Linked DNA regions of Homo sapiens: region 2 is linked to region 1. The links are chromatin loops, found by intact Hi-C in ENCODE. Cell type or tissue: Caco-2. All regions are shown on one strand. Each heading gives the region's core, and the rest is flanking DNA. Links, peaks and the distances in the headings are about the cores only.

Region 1 (8,197 bases), core at 1,041-6,040:
GTGAAACTTGTTCTATTTGTGAGAATCATTATGTATGTAAAAATTCAAGGATAATTATCAATTTTTAAAATTCCACATTCTTCTTAAACTTACTCTTCTGCACATTCTTTCAAAATTTTCCTTAGAGAAATGAATATCACCTGGTTCTGGTCTGCATTGAATTAAGCTATTTAGATTTTATGGATCAGGTAAGACCCAGTTAAGAATCTGGTAGTTCTGAACCAGCTTGAAAAGGAAGTTATAACACAAAAAGATCAACTAACTAAACACTGACCACAGAGTTTTTGGGAAACCGTCAAAGAAACTGAGAAATTTAATGTAATATATGAATTGCTTAAAGCCCTTACCCCCTGAACTTGGAACTCAGTACATCTAAATTAGGACCCAAGAACTGCATTTTCAAAAGGCCCTGCTGGTGACTCAGATGCAGATCTTCCAAGGGTTACATCTGGAGCATTGGCATGGGGCCAAGAATACAGGCTTGAAATCAGAAAGACCTGAATGCAAATTTTGACTCTGCAAATTTTTACCTATGCAGCACACAACAAACTACTCCTTTAATCACTGAAAAACTACTAATACCTACTACAGGCTATGCACTTTACTTTTCTAAGCCTCTATTTCCTTATCTATGAAATTGAAGGTTTGTAAGAAGTAAATGAAATAATATATGTAAAACACTCAGCTCAGTACATGGACTACAATAAGCAGTCAGTGTTAGCTGTGATTACCATTAGCATCCCTTATAAGTTTCAATGGCCATCAGAAACTGGCCATCAAAATAGATTACATGAAATAAAACAGCTTTCACTAGAGAAATGACAAAAAGTTAAACTCTGCCCTCAGATGCAAAAGCTTCATTCTGGCAGGAAATTCTTATGTCCCTTGCTATTCAGTGACAAAGAATATGGCTCTATGGTAGTCTGGACAGTATGAATCACAAAATGACTCACAATATTTCATAAAGTCATCATTAAACTGATTTTAAGGTGAAGGAGTGCAGCTATAGATAGCAAAAAAGTGTAAAAAGAAAATCTGCACTATACTAGATTTCTCTTTTTATAAAGTCAAAACTAAATAATGACCAGGCATGGTGGCTTATGCCTGTAATCCCAGAACTTTGGAAGGCCAAAACGGGAGGATCACTTGAACTCAGGAATTCAAGACCAGCCTGGACAATACGGCAAAACCCCATCTCTACTAAAAATACAAAAAATTAGCAGGGTGCGGTGGCGCATGCTGTAGTCCCAGCTACCCAGGAGGCTGAGGTGGGAGGAGGATCACCTGAGCCTGGGAGGTCAAGGCTGCAGTGAGCCAAGATGATGCCACTGCACTCGAGCCTGCGTGACAGAGTAAGATCCTGTCTCAAAAAAAAAAAAAAAAACCACTGTAAATTATGAGATGAGCAGGTACTGTCAAACCAAAGAGAAAACTAACATTGCATTAAACATTATTAACTGGAAGGAGTGCAGGTATCACTAGCAATGACTCAGGGCTACGTTGCCAAATGAACACAAGTGTTTGAAAATGAATTACATAATAAACAAGCACAAAAAAACTCCACTGAAACTAAAATTAGCAAACGAAAATTCCCAAAATGATTCATAAACAATTGTATGTTAGGTTATATATCCTAATGTGTTAGAACATCACCAATGTGCAAATAGATAATAATAAACGTCCGTTGTTCTGTTTGTTCACACCAGAAATAATCCCTGAATTCATAAAATGTCTGTGGGCTAAATACTGGGCAAAGGCCAGGTACGGTGGCTCACACCTATAATTCCAACACTTTGGGAGGCCAAGGCAGGAGGATCACTTGAGGCCACGAGTTTGAGACCAGCCTGGGCCACAAAGTGAGACCCCATCTCTACAAAAACATCAAAAAAATGAGTGGGGCATAGTAGTGCACACCTGTGGTCCCAACTATTTGCGAGGCTAAGGCAGGAAGATCGCTTGAGCCCAGGAGTTTGAGGTTACAGTGAGCTACGATTGTACCACTGCACTCCAGCCTAGACAACAGAGTGAGAGCCTGTCTCAAAATAATAATAATAATTATTATTATTACTGGACAGAGAAGGTGGGGCAGCACACAACATTTGGACTTAGGTTTGAGTTCAGATACCACCAGTTACCAGGAGTGTGACATAGGCCAAGAGTCCTAACAGATCTGTTCTTCAGTAACTTCATCTTATATTGTGAATTATAATAATACTACCAAACCAGCAGACTATAACAAGTCAAATGATTTACTAATGGAACACCACACATGTATATCAAATGCATGCAATATTCAGGGATTAGTATTTTGAGATGGAAAGCAGTCATTTTAATCAGTTATTAAATCACCTTTGGGCAAAGAAAGATAGAAAAAGTAGTTTAAAAATCAAATGAGAAAAAGAAAAGAAAGGAGAATGCTTGTAAAGTTTTTTCTTACTGCTTAACCAAAGGTAGATCAGTGTATGTAAGTAGACCACAGAAAAAATCTTAAATTTTAAAATATCCTAGATTTCAAATAATTCACTGATGTATGTTTCAATGTCACTAAATATTTTACTTTTATACATACTTACTTGTAAAAATAAGTAACGGGGCAGTACACTGTCAAATGAAGGGCTGAGATATACTGGTTCTGTCATTCTTATGCCCATGCCTCTGAAAAATAGGAAATCTAACATTAGTCTGTATAAATTCCATGGTCTATACAAACTATGTTTCCAGAAACGTTCTCCAATAGCCTGTCAAACATAAGATGCTCTATCTTTTTAAGAACTATTTTGGCTCAAGCCTGTAATCCCAGCACTTTGGGAGGCAGAGGTGGGAGGATCACTTGAGGTCAGGAGTTCAAGACCAGCCCGACCAACATGGAGAAACCCTGTCTCTACTAAAAATACAAAAAATTAGCCAAGCGTGGTGACAGGCTGTAGTGGTGACAGGTGACAGGTGAGGAGCTGTAATCCCAGCTCCTCAGGAGGCTGAGACAGGAGAATCACTTGAACCTGGGAGGCAGAGGTTGCAGTGAGCCAAGATCGCGCCATTGCACTCCAGCCTGGGCGTCAAGAGTGAAACTCCGTCTCAAAAAAAAAGAACTCTTTTTATTAAACAACAAAATACATAAAGTAGTCCTGTGAATTGTTTTTGAATTTTTACCTGCAGAATACGAAGCCATCAGAACTAAAAAGGAAAAAGTTACATAAATTTTTCATTTAAGCACAAATGTGTTTCTGTAGAGATTTGAACAGACTAAAAAGCAAATACCACCTCATTCTTTACTACTTCCTGTCAGCTCTTTATAGAATAATTGCCTGGTACTGACACAATCCCAAGGATAACCTTTTCCACCTTTGTCCCATTTTAGGAGTGGCATTGAAAATGATCAGAGCAGGAAGGGCCAGGACTCAGATGGCCTGGTGGAGAATGACTCATCAAGACAAACATCACAATCTCAGAGATGTTGTCAGAGGCTACTGAAGCAGAGAAAGAACACGCAAATCCTGTCAGACAAAGCCAAGCCTGGCCTTGTGTGTCAGGCCAAAGCAGACAAAGCAAGCGAAAGGAGAAACATGGAGAAATTCAAAGAGTTCTGGGGATTAGGACGGCACAGAAAAAAGTATAGTCTCATTAAAAGGGAAGTATAAAAATCAGGATTTAAGCCGGCACAGTGGCTTATGCCTGTAATCCCAGCACTTTGAGAGACTGGCACAGGAGGATCACTTGAGGTCAGAAGTTTGACAGCAGCCTGGGCAACATCTCTACATAAAATTTAAAAAATTACAAAGGCATGGTGGAGTGTACCTGTAGTCAGTCCTGGCTACTCGGGAGACTGAAATGGAGGGATCCCTTGAACCCAGGAGTTGGAGGATGCAGTGAGTTAGCATCCCGCCACTGCACTCCAGCCTGGGCAACGAGCACCCAAATAAATAAAATTTTTAAAAAAATTTTTTTTAAAAATCATAACTTATACCTAGTTTAAGGGTACAATCCAAGGAGAGTCCCATTAGGACTCCATTAGGATGAGCAAAGATAAAGTCTTAGAAGCAGTATGGCAGACAAGTTCATAGCTAGCTTATGGAACAGTTTATGAGTTGATCTTGGCAGACATGCATCTACATGCATGTGTAGATAGATGGTGTGTACTCTATCTAATGTTGGCAGGATAAGTTTATGTTGGTCTTTAGAGTAAAATAACGTCAGTAGATACCCGTGGACTATTACTGAAATGGTATGACTATAAACTCCCCTCGGTTTTGTTGTTGGTTTTATTTATTTATTTTCAGACACAGGGTCTCACTCTGTCACGCAGGCTGGAGCGCAGTGGCACAATCATAGCTCACTGCAGCCTCTAACTACTGGGTTCAAGTGATCCTCCCAACTTAGCCTCCCCAGTAGCTGCGACTACAGGCACACACCACCATGCCAGGTAAGTGTGTGTGTGGACAGAGTCTCACTATGGTGTGTGTGTGTGTGTGTGTGTGTGTCTGTGTGTGTACAGTCTCACTATGTTGCCCAGACTGGCATCAAACACCTAGACTCAAGTGATCCTCCTGCCTTAGCTTCCGGAGTTCCTGGAATAACGGGTATGAGCCACCATGCCTGGCGCCCTCAGTTCTAACAGCATTTAGCATACAATAAATGCTGACTCCTTTTCTTCCTCTTCTCATCCCTTTACTACCTTACTCATTTGTTTACCACTTGAAATCCATGAATGTACACTTTTAATCAGAGGTAAAACTCAGTTGCTGCTCCAGTCAGGACCAAATCAAACCACTGTATCCACTTCCAAGGCAAATATCCCCTGCTCCTGAGCAGAAAATATACAAACGAAGCTTCTGAAATGTCACTGACTCACATTTGAAAGCCAGTCCTGGCTGGGTGTGGCGTCTCATCCCTATAATCTTAGCACTTTGGGAGGCCAAGGTGGAGAACTGCTTGAGACCAGAATTCAAGACCAGACTGGGCAACATGGCAAGACCCCCATTTCTATGAAAAAAAAATTAAAATATCAGCTGATCATGGTGTCATGTGCCTATAGTACTAGCTACTCAGAGGCTGAAGTAGGAGGATCACTTGAGCTCAGGAATTCAAGGTTATAGTGAGCTTTCATCACACCACTCCAGCCTTAATGACAGAGCGAGACCCTATTTCTAAAAGAAAAAAGCAAAGTCAGTCCTTTGTTGTGACACCTGGTACTCTTACCTTGATCAATACCCAGAATCTACAACTATTATTGAAAATCTTGAATTCCATAGTCTGATCACTCCATAATTTAAATGACTTTCTGACTTGCAGGACTCCAGTCCTCTAAAAAATACTGAAACTTGAAAATGTTCATGCCTGTCTTCCTAACTCAGTTCCTAACTACTACTTTAGATTCTGGTGCTCTTCGACTATCTCCTTCTGACCACGCCTACCAGAACAAGTGAGTGCTATAAATCACTGAACTTAACATAACGAAGAATAATTTAAGCCAATTATTATTCAGGTATGAGATTACATGTTTCTTTAAAAAATACTTTTGTAGCCACATATCTCCATATAATAATGCAAAGTACAAGATTGCGTATGTTAACACAGTCTGTTAGTAAATTAATCTGCCTCCGTGAATCTATGAATGATTCAACCCACCTGGAATTCAAGAAAGCAAAGGACTCAAATTCACTAACTGAATAGCAATTGTACCATTAGTTGTGTTGGTTTAAAATTTTTTAAGGAATATAAATAAGAAACAGGGTGTACATGTAGCATTTCTGTTATAGCAGCCTGCTTCTTCCACCGGAAGAGACAAAACTTCCAACAGTATAACTGAATAAATTGAGTTTAAAAACCAATTTTTTTTTCTTTTTTTGAAATTCTGAAGTCTCACTGTGTCACCCAGGCTGGAGTGCAGTGGTGCAATCTTGGGCTCACTGCAACCCCCCGGGTTCAAGCGATTCTCCTGCCTCAGCATCCTGAGTAGCTGCGATTACAAGCACCTACCACCACACCTAGCTTATTTCTGTATTTTTAGTATAGATGGGCTTTCACCGTGTTGGCCAGGCTGGTCTCGAACTCCTGACCTCAAGTGATCCGCCCACCTTGGCCTCTCAAAGTGCTGGAATTACAGGAGTGAGCCACCACGCCCGGCCAAAGGGTGGCTGAAAGTTGGTTGCCTCCTAACTTCCACCAACAAAAAATTATTCAGAACATTGTTCAGAAAACATTATTCAGCACGATAACTGGAACAACATCAAATAACCTAAAAGAATGAAAAGTATACCATTAACAATGAACTAATGGAGGCAGTCAAAATATCAATTACCAATTACAGGTCCAAAGATAAACACAGCAGATATATGCACATAATCTTTATATTCATGAAGCCTTCTAAAAAGAATAAAATCTTTGTTCTTGGCCATTTGGAAAGTGCTGCTACCTAGATCTAGGGAATCCAACAGTCAACTTCTTCAGAAGAACGAATGAATTTCAATTACAAACCCAAACTGTTGCAACATGAAAAACTGTTCCACCAATTAGGGATATCGTCCAATTCTAAAGGGAGAAATTCACAGCTTTCAGCATGTCTATGTCAGCCATGAACTTTGGAGTAATGGAGCTGTCCACAGAACTCAAAAAGCCTGAAAAAACTAAGTAAAATAAGAGCCTGGATTTTTCCACCAATTTATTTAGGGCCACTAGCAACCAGGAATGATTTAGAACAGACTATATTTTAATTTAGTTTGAACAAACCTAAACATTCATTTTTAAACACAAATATTCATGTGAGTGCTAGGTTTCTGGTAAAATTTATTTTTAATTAAAAAATATGTTTAATTTATATTAAAATCAAACTTTTTCTGACAAATAAGAACGTTAAAAATGATCTGGATAGATCATCTAATTCTTTCTCCATCATAATGCACTGTTTTTCAAAGATGCAAAATATTTTGAAAAAAATAAAATTCAGAAGGACAAGTAAAATTATTTGACAATTAAAATGTAACTGGTTGCTTAATGAGGCTCTTTAATTTGATCAGTTACCCTTTTTGACCAAACATCATGGAAATATGGGTTTAAACAATTTTTTTCCAGTTGGATTTATACCAAAAAAAAAAATTTCATATAATGCAACTAGATACATTTTACATTATTTTTAATTTTCATTGACCCACAAAAAGGATGCTGATTTCCCCAAAGCACCTGATGACATACTTCAGTTCAGGTAATCCACTGAAGATTTCTTTGCGGCTTAGTTCAGAAATCCCATTTCCAAGAAATACTTTTGTTCCATCAAATTCTTTGGCTCCTTTCTTACATTTTCCTTTAATATCAGAGTATACAGAAATAACATCTCCAGCTTTCATAACTAGAGAAAGAAGAAAATCAGATTACACTGATTTATACTTTGGCAGAAGAATCGTGAAAATTATTTGAGCTAGATCGGTGATCTCTAGAGGCATCAATAGTGGGCATGAAGCAGTTCAAACTTGCTCATTACCTCAATCTTTAATAGAAAATCTGACTTTTTACTTTAAAATATTCCATAACAATAAAACTCACTAAAGAATCTTTTTCAGTGAAAACAAAGAAATAAAATAGCTTCAAAACATCCTACCCTCAACTGGAAATCTCAAGCTGAGCCAAATTATTTCCCCCAAGCCTTAAAAGATTTCTTATAAATCTTGACATCTCAGCTCAAACCTCAAAGTTCTAAGTTTCCTTCAAAAGGACTGTTCAAAAATGTACCCTAAAATCCTTCAAAGAAATATTTCTAAATCCCATAACCCTGTTTGTATTTGCTATTTTGATATGACAGCACGATTAAGGCAGACTTTAATGATAAGCATATATAGTCATTCATATATATATATATATATATATACACACACATATAGGCACACATATATACGTGTGTGTATACACTTAGAATACCTTTTACAGTATACAGTGTACAGAGTTGCTTTATATGGCTGATTAAATCCAGTTTGTGTAGGCATTTATTTTCTGTAACAACTCTCAGTGTTATTTATAATTGGAAATTATATTCCACTTCCAAAAAACATTTTTAAACCTAATCTATCATAAATTTATTTGGTCTATTACCTGACAACAATAGCGAACAGCCTATTAGCTAGAGCTAAGAGAACTGTTAAAATCATGTAGATCAGATGTCAACACACTTTTCCTGTAAAGGGCAAATAAATATTTTAGGCTTTGTAGC
Region 2 (8,197 bases), core at 1,624-6,623, 110 kb after region 1:
ACAATGTAATCTGTGTGGATAAGGGGCATTATCTGTCACCTCTTCTCCCTCCCGTGCTTCCAGATTAGTAATAGAAGTGTGGCATAGAGCAGGAGATACATAAATATTTCCTTTTTTTTTTTTTGGAGACAGAGTCTCACTCGGTTGCCCAGGCTGAAGAGCGGTGGCATGGTCTTGGCTCACTGCAACCTTGGCCTCATGGGTTCAAGCGATTCTCTTGCCTCAGCCTCCCGAGTAGCTGGATTACAGGCACCCCACCATGCCTGGCTAATGTTTGAGACAGGATCTCACTGTCATCAAAGTTGGAATGCAGTGGCATAATCAAAGCTCACTATAGCCTCAAACTTCTGAGCTCAAGTAATCCTCCTGCCTCAGCATCCTGAGTAGCTGGAATGATAGGTGTGTGCCACCATGGCCAGCTAATTTTTAATTTTTGTAGAGATGGGGTCTTGCTATGTTGCCCAGGCTGGTCTTGAACTCCTGGCCTCAAGTGATCCTCCCTTCTCAGCCTCCTAAAATGCTGGGATTACAGGCAGGAGTGAGCACACCTGGCCTTCATAAACATTTCTTAAATGAGCAAATTATTTCTTCTTGGTTGGTTAATTGACAGCCCACAAATACTGTGCACCAGTAAACTAGATGTGTTTCAACTACTTTGTACCCACAGTTTGGCTAATTAGTGTAGGGGAGGAAAAAATTTTCCTTGACCCAGGGTCCCTGGCTGGGTCTGAAAGGAAAACTAACAGATTAATAAGAGAAAAGCATACACATTTATTGACTATTAGTTATATGTGACACAAGAGCCTTCATAAAGCAATGAAGACAGGAAGGAATGGTGAAACTTGCATATTTTTATGCTAAGTTTGATGAAGAGTGGACAGTCATGGAGAATTATGATTGGACGACGGGAGTGTGATCTAATGGCAATAGACAGGAGGCTTAGCAAGGCCAGTCCGTTCAGATCCTTCTCTGTCCTTTCATCTTAAGAGATAAGGATGTTCCTTTTTTCCTCCAGATATAGGGAAGGTCTTTCTCATAAGAGGGTTTTTTTTTTTTTTTTTTTTTTGAAACGGAGTCTCACTCTGTCACCCAGGCTGGAGTGCAATGGCACCATGTCGGCTCATCGCAACCTCTGTCTCCTGGGTTCAAGCAATTCTCCCACCTTAGCCTCCCGAGTAGCAGGGATTACAGGTGCCCACCACTATGCCTGGCTAATTTTTATATTTTTAGTAGAGATAAGGTTTCACTATGTTGGCCAGGCTGGTCTCAAACTCCTGACCTCAAGTGATCCACCCGCCTCAGCCTCCCAAAGTGCTGGGATTACTGGTGTGAGCCACTGTACCTGGCTGAGGGTCTTTTTTAAAATTATTATTCCCTGACAATCGTATGAGGATCTTATGAACTGCTTCAGGGAAAGGTCAGAAAATCTTTCCTAGGTTTTATGACCTGCTTTAGGAAAAGGTTATAAAAGGTCAGAGCAAACTTTCTGCTCCTGCTGTTTTCTTCAATATGCCAAGGTGCTATATTTTAGGGTAGCCTGTCCTGAACCCCATCATTGTTATCAACGATTAGGAGATCAGGCACATCTTGACTTTCACTTAGTAAGAGTAAGCCTTTGTGTCTAAAAAAATCATACTAGTTTATTAAAAGTCTGTTTTTATTGGGTTAACTAATCAGACAATAAAAATTACAAAAGGGGGCTAAGGAGGGAATTCAACTGATTTTGTAGGGTGGACGTGTATAGAGATTAGACAAGAAAATTCTTTTTTTTTTTTTTTTTGAGACAGGGTCTGGTCACCCAGGCTGTAATGCAGTGGCATGATCTTGGCTCACTGCAACCTCTGCCTCCAGGGCTCAAGCCATCCTTCCATCTCAGCCTCCAAAGTAGCTGGGACTATAGGCACACTCCACCATGGCTGGCTAATTTTTGTATTTTTTATAGAGATGGGGTTTTGCCATGTTGCCCAAGCTGGTCGAGAACTCCTGAGCTCAAGTGATTCATCCACCTCGGCCTCCCAAAGTGCTGGGATTACAGGCATGAGCCACCATGCCTGGCCTAGATTAGCCAAGAATATGCTTGTTCTCATTGCCAAGGCCTGGAGATAGGCCTGCGGCCTGAAAGGACCTCGACAGACAGCCTCGCGGTGACCCTTTGATGCTCTCTGGATATACCAGGAAAACTGCACGATGTGAGGCACACAGTGAGAAAGCCAATCTGTGTATTTATTTATTTATTTTGAGGTGGAGTTTTGCTCTTGTTGCCCAAGCTGGAGTGCAGTGGCGTGATCTCAGGTCACTGCAACTCTGCCTCCCAGGTTCAAGTGATTCTCCTGCTTCAGCCTCCTGAGTAGCTAGGATTACAGGTGCACCACCACACCTGGCTAATTTTTGTATTTTTAGTAGAGATGAGGTTTCTCCATGTTGTCCAGGCTGGTCTCGAACTCCTGAGCTCAGGTGATCCACCTGCCTTGACCTCCCAAAGTGCTGGGATTATAGGTGTGAGCCACTGTGCCTGGCCCATTCTGTGTATGTAACTAGTGGTAGATACTCAGTAAGGGCAAGTTTTCCACGAAAGAAAAAGTGGAGGATGCAGCAGTTGATAGCATGTTAGAGAATGAGTCTCCCTGTGTGTGTGGCCTTCCTGGTAAGGGGAAATTAGGTTCTGAGAAGGAAGTTAAGATTGTGTGTGAAAGGAGGAAGGTGCTATCTCAAGCTTTGTCCTTAATGATCATTAAGGAGGAGAAATGGAGTGTAGTGTAAGGAGACTGATAGCAGGGAAATGAAACTCCAGCCATTTGAAACCAGTCAATAGAGTCAAATGTTTTCTGTCTGCTGTTCACCTTCTTGAGCCACTGTGCAGATGCAGGCAGCAAAGAAATGACAAACAATTACCTCCCTGGGCAGGTGAACCTATTTCAAAACCCATGGGCAGGAGTTTTAACCTGGATTCCATGAGTAAACTCCAGGAATTTGTGAAATCCTGAAACCCACATATCATACATGTTTACGATGATCCCTTAGGTGTATTTATTTCTGAGAAAATTAGTCATAACTTTTTATTGGATTTTCAAAGGGGTCTGTGAGTTTTAAAAGGGAAGATACTATCACACATGTTTATGGTGATCCCTTATATGTATTTATTTCTGGGAAAATTAGTCATAACTTTTTCTTGGATTTTCAAAGGGGTCTGTGAGTTTTAAAAGGGAAGATACTCTGTTGGATAGCTTTGTCCAGTGCTATACTTTTTTTTTTTTTTGGAGATAGGGTCTTGCTCTGTTGCCCAGGCTGGAGTACAGTGGTGTGATCATGGCTTACTGCAGCCTTGACCTCCTGGCCTCAAGTGATCCTCCCACTGTGGCCTCCTGAGTAGCTGCAACTACAGACATGTGTCACTATACCTGGGTATTTATTACTATTATTATTTTTGTAGGGATGGGATCTCACTATGTTGTCCAGCCTGGTCTTGAACTCTTGGGCTCAAGTGATCATCCTGCCTTGGCCTCCTGAAGCGCTGGGATTGCAGGCATGATCCACCATGCCCTGCCCAACGGTACACTTTTCAGGAGAAAACTCTTCCACTTCTGTCTTAGGTAGCAGCAATCAAGATGAATCCTAGATCCACCAAGGGGACAAAATTGTTACTAAAAAAACTTTCTATAGCGTAGTAAATTTGTAGCCTAGGGAAGGCTTCAACCTGTTAGGCTGAAAGCAGCTATGACTTTCAGTAAATCTGAAAAGAGCATTCCTGTTGCAGAATCAATGAGACTCTGTAGGCTTTGGCTGATAGACAAATGACTCACTGTCTTCAAAACTACTATGGAAAAGGCTATGCTTTGCATCTGTCTAGGGTGTAAATTTGCTTTTGATTGACAATGTGATAGCAAACAATTTAAAGGGAAGAAACAGAGAGAAAATGTCATCTTTGTGGGCAGATGCTTTTATTAGGAGCTGAAAGTGTGATGGAAGTACTTTTGAAAATGTGTTATTTCTCCCTGTTCTTTTTTGCCACTGTAAGCAGAGAAAAAAAGTTTTTATTCTTACCCTTGTCTAAGAAAAGTCAGCAGATTCAAAATTCACTGTAAGCACAAAAGGTTTGTGAATCTGCATTTTATGGTGGGTACATACTGGCTTGGTAATAAATGGTTTCAGGGCGCTTGTAACTTCAATTATTGTTGCAATTTAGAATGATTGAGCAACTATTTTTGTGAAATACTGTTTGGTGAAAACTCAAGTGTTTACTGGGAATTCTTTATAAAACATGGGGTGCTTATGATCTTAGGGCTTTGGGCTAAAAAATGTTGATTTATTGGGTAGAATGAATTGTTCTAGCCTGACATCAGAAGTACCAAGTTGCCTTGTGGCTCCTTAAATTCAGTTTGTGTGTTTGGTATTTGCAGATGATACGTTAATTTTAAAAATCTTTAGGGAGTCTTTAAATAAATACTGCCATGTAAGCCTGAAAAAAGTCCATGCCTCTTCTTCCAGGGAGCTGCCCAGACACTGGGCAAATCAGATTTCATAAATATAGCTTGTTGTTATCCTTTACCTATCGTGGAAAGATAAGACAGGAAGTCAGCACACCTAATTCAATAACAGATAAGAAAAGCACACTTTTTCTTTTCTGAGAGCTGTGTAACCTGAGGGTCAATTTGAATGTTTAGAGAATTTTTCTTTTTGAATTTTGTGGGCATTTTAAATATATATATTTATATATATTAATATATGTATTTAAATATATATATTAATATATATTTAAATATATGTTTTATATATATAAAACAATGAGTTTATATTAAATGTGACCTGCTTAAAATAGAAAAAAGAGAGCCAGTTCCATTAATCTGAGTCAGTAGAAGTTGAAAATCCTTTATACCACTCTTTTCTTTTTTAATTTCCTCAGCTCACGTTCTCAGATGGCCCTTCTCACTGCAGAGGGGCTCTGATGTACCAATGCGAACGTTTCAAATGTACACTGCAGGTTCTGTCTGCGGAGACCTTTTGGGCTGTTCATCCGTCGTATTATCTGATAAGAAAGAACTTACATTGAGAAGCCAACTGTCACTCAAACTCCCTCCATTCCAGTGAGCCTTGAGGGTGCCCTATCAGCACAGATCTGCCAGGCTGCCCTCATGGCGCTGTCTAAAATAGCACTGCCTGCCTTGGCTCCCTGGATCAATGAATCCGCAGTGAGGCTTTACTGTGCTTTGCTACTCCATCGCCACTTGTCTTTTGCTGATCTTCAGGCATCAAGATTTTGTCACCTTCTTATTCTCAAGCGCCTGCATCATCTTGTCATTCTTCGCTTCACTTTAGCTACTTATTCCTTGCAGAACCCAGAGAGCGTTCCAGAAAGTCGAAAGTTTAGAAATGTCTTCACAAAGCTGAACACTCTGACTTCCAAGGACATAACCTTCCTACTTTTCTGTATTCATTTCTCTGAGAACTTTTGCTGCTGTCACTGTTCTGCCCCAGATCATGTATGGCCAACATGAGAATAATCCCCAGTACTTACTTTCCAGGTATTAAGTTCGAGTAGACACCAAACCTATTGCTTATTATCCCTGCTTCTTTTCTCTGGGAGACACAGAAAAAAAGAGACAGAGAGGACTGAGAGAATATGATGTGTGTGCGTGTGTGTGCTCATGAGCATAGGCATATAGAAGAAATTGATACCCAGAATTCTAGAATGAAAGGCCCACTTTATCACATGCTAAATAATTATTGTATCACGCAACTCTAGTTCTTTTATGCATTTTTAAAATGAAAACTCCAGTTTAAAATATGGCATTCTTAGTCATAGTCTTACCTTCTTAGAACTTTTTTTTTTTCAATTAAAAATATTTTTTTGGGCTGGGCACAGTGGCTCATGCCTGTAATCCCAGCACTTTCGTAGGCTGAGGCAGGTGGATTGCTTGGGGTCAGGAGTTCGCGACCATCCTGGCTGACATGGTGAAACCCTGTCTCTACTAAAAATACAAAAATTAGCCAGATATGGTGGTGTTCATCTGTAATCCCAGCTACTTGGGAGGCTGAGGCAGGAGAATCGCTTGAACCCAGGAGGCAGAAGTGCTGTGAGCCAAGGTCATGCCACTGCACTCTAGTGTGGGTGACAGAGCGAGACTCTGTCTCAAAAAAAAAAAAATTGTAGACATGGGGGTCTCAGTATGTTACCCAGACTGGTCTCGAATTCCTGACCTCAAGTGATCCTCCCATCTCAGCCTACTAAAGTTCTGGGATTATGGGTGTGAGCAATTGCTCCCAGCCAACTTTAGAACATTTTATTCTGAGAAAACCTGAGGTAATTTATTTACACATTACAAATTTGATAATTCTATACAACCATTTATTAGTCATAATATTTTGGATAGCTTTAGGAGAACTTTGTCAAATCTGAGATTGTTCTTCCTAACACCATTATCAATGTGGCTAGATATATGGGCAGCTTTATTTTTATTTATTTATTTATTTTGAGACAGAGTCTTGCTGTGTCATCCAGTCTGGAGTGCAGTGGTACGATCTCAGCTCATCTGCAATCTCTACCTCCTGGGTTCAAGTGATTCCCCTGCCTCAGCCTCCCATGTAGCTGAGACTACAGGCATGTGCCACCACGCCCGGCTAATTTTTGTATTTTAGTAGAGATGGGGTTTTGCCATGTTGGCCAGGCTGGTCTCAAACTCCTGACCTCGGGTAATCCACCCGCCTTGGCCTCCCAAAGTGCTGGGATTACTGGCATGAGCCACCGCGCTTGGCCTTCTGGGCAGCTTTATGTGGAAAGTGCTTTATCTCCACACACAGGTGGGACAAGGTGGGACAGAAACCTACCTAGTGACTCAGATCTCTATTAAAATGTGACTAAATTTAAATTGTCAAATTTAAAAATAAGAATATTAAGGGTGATTCAGGATCCATTAAGAAATATCAGAATTCTACATAAAGATAAAAACCAGCCAGGCACGATGACTCATGGCTGTAATCTCAGTACTTTGGAAGGCTGAGGCAGGAGGATCACTTGAGCCCAGGAGTTTGACACCAGCCTGGGCGACAGAGCAAGACCCCATCTCACAAAAAGTTAAAAAAAAAAAGAGCTGAATGTGGTGGCATGCTCCTGTAGTCCTGAATGCTTGGGAGGCTGAGGCAGGAGGATGGCTTGAGCCCAGGAGGTAAAAGCTGCAGTGAGCCGTGATTGCACCATGCACTCCAGCCTGGGTGACAGAGTAAGACCCTGTCTCCAAAAAAATAATAAAAACCTATATTTAAAATATCTCAAGACATGACATCCTATAAATAGTCATTTTCTTTGTGTTTAGACTGGGAATGATTTATTCATTTTAGGACGCTGAGTAAAATATTTTATATTCAAGGCTACCTAGTGGATGAATTTTCGTGCTCGTCAGAGTCAGGATTTGTTTAATCTGTGACAGCACCCTCTAATGGTTTCAGTCATGCCTGAAAAATATCTGAGTGAACTTCATGGACTTCTTCTCTGATTGTTCCCCTCAAGTCTGAAATTTTATTAATCATATTTGGAATCAAGCAGACAAAGTGCTCAAGTATTCTGAAAAATAAGAGCTTGGTGCGGTGGCTCACATCTGTAGTTCCAGCTATTCAGGAGGCTGAGGCAGGAGGAATGCTTAAGCACACGAGTTACTTATAAGTAATTCTATAATTTTAGGCAACTTGATTACACATAAAATTTCTTTCATAATATATATCTTCCACAAATGTATAACTTTCTTATATTACTTCAGTCCTTTGTCCTATACGTTCCCTCTTTCTCCTTTTGGACAAACCAGTTATTCCACTTCCAAACAAAAATTACTCACTTTTTCTCTTAGCCAGAGCACATCTTCCATACCACGTAGCTTCACTTACCAGAAACATGTCTTACTTTCCTTACCATATGAAGTGTTTCTTTTTTTATTTCTAGTTTTAATTACCATATGTTGATTAGAATTTTTGACTCTTAATAACCTTAATTTCTAATGAAAACCTAGGGAAAAAGAAATTTTGAACTGTCATACATCAACATTTTATGAATATACATTTTATAACTTCCAAAAACATGTGCTCCCTCATGGAACAATTTTTTCATGTTTACCAACAGACTCAAATATATTTAGCTTCTTTATACCATATAAAAACAAGATGCCAAAGTGTATATAGTTTAAACGTATGTTCAGCAATTAATGTTAATATT

What was found. A loop is a pair of places that touch in the nucleus more often than their neighbours do. Peaks named below come from ENCODE experiments on the same cell type or tissue, not always from the same donor. Only the 100,000 strongest peaks of a DNase experiment are listed, where the experiment ranks them.
Region 2: a loop joins it to region 1, with 9 times the contacts of the local background. A loop is called at or near these places in 1 of 110 quality-filtered maps.

Annotation. Positions count from the first base shown.
Region 1 is chr10:18,607,272-18,615,468 of GRCh38, forward strand. It overlaps NSUN6 (NOP2/Sun RNA methyltransferase 6), which reads right to left. Exons shown (of 11, transcript NM_182543.5): 5 at 7,189-7,342; 6 at 2,574-2,655. Among named protein-coding and RNA genes, the nearest start is that of NSUN6, 40 kb to the right of the region's middle. In Caco-2, for the core only: no CTCF peak of the experiment used is centred there; a DNase peak (open chromatin) is centred at 3,450.
Region 2 is chr10:18,716,198-18,724,394 of GRCh38, forward strand. All of the region lies in intron 1 of LOC105376440 (a long non-coding RNA gene), which reads left to right. Among named protein-coding and RNA genes, the nearest start is that of ARL5B, 61 kb to the left of the region's middle. In Caco-2, for the core only: no CTCF peak of the experiment used is centred there; no DNase peak of the experiment used is centred there.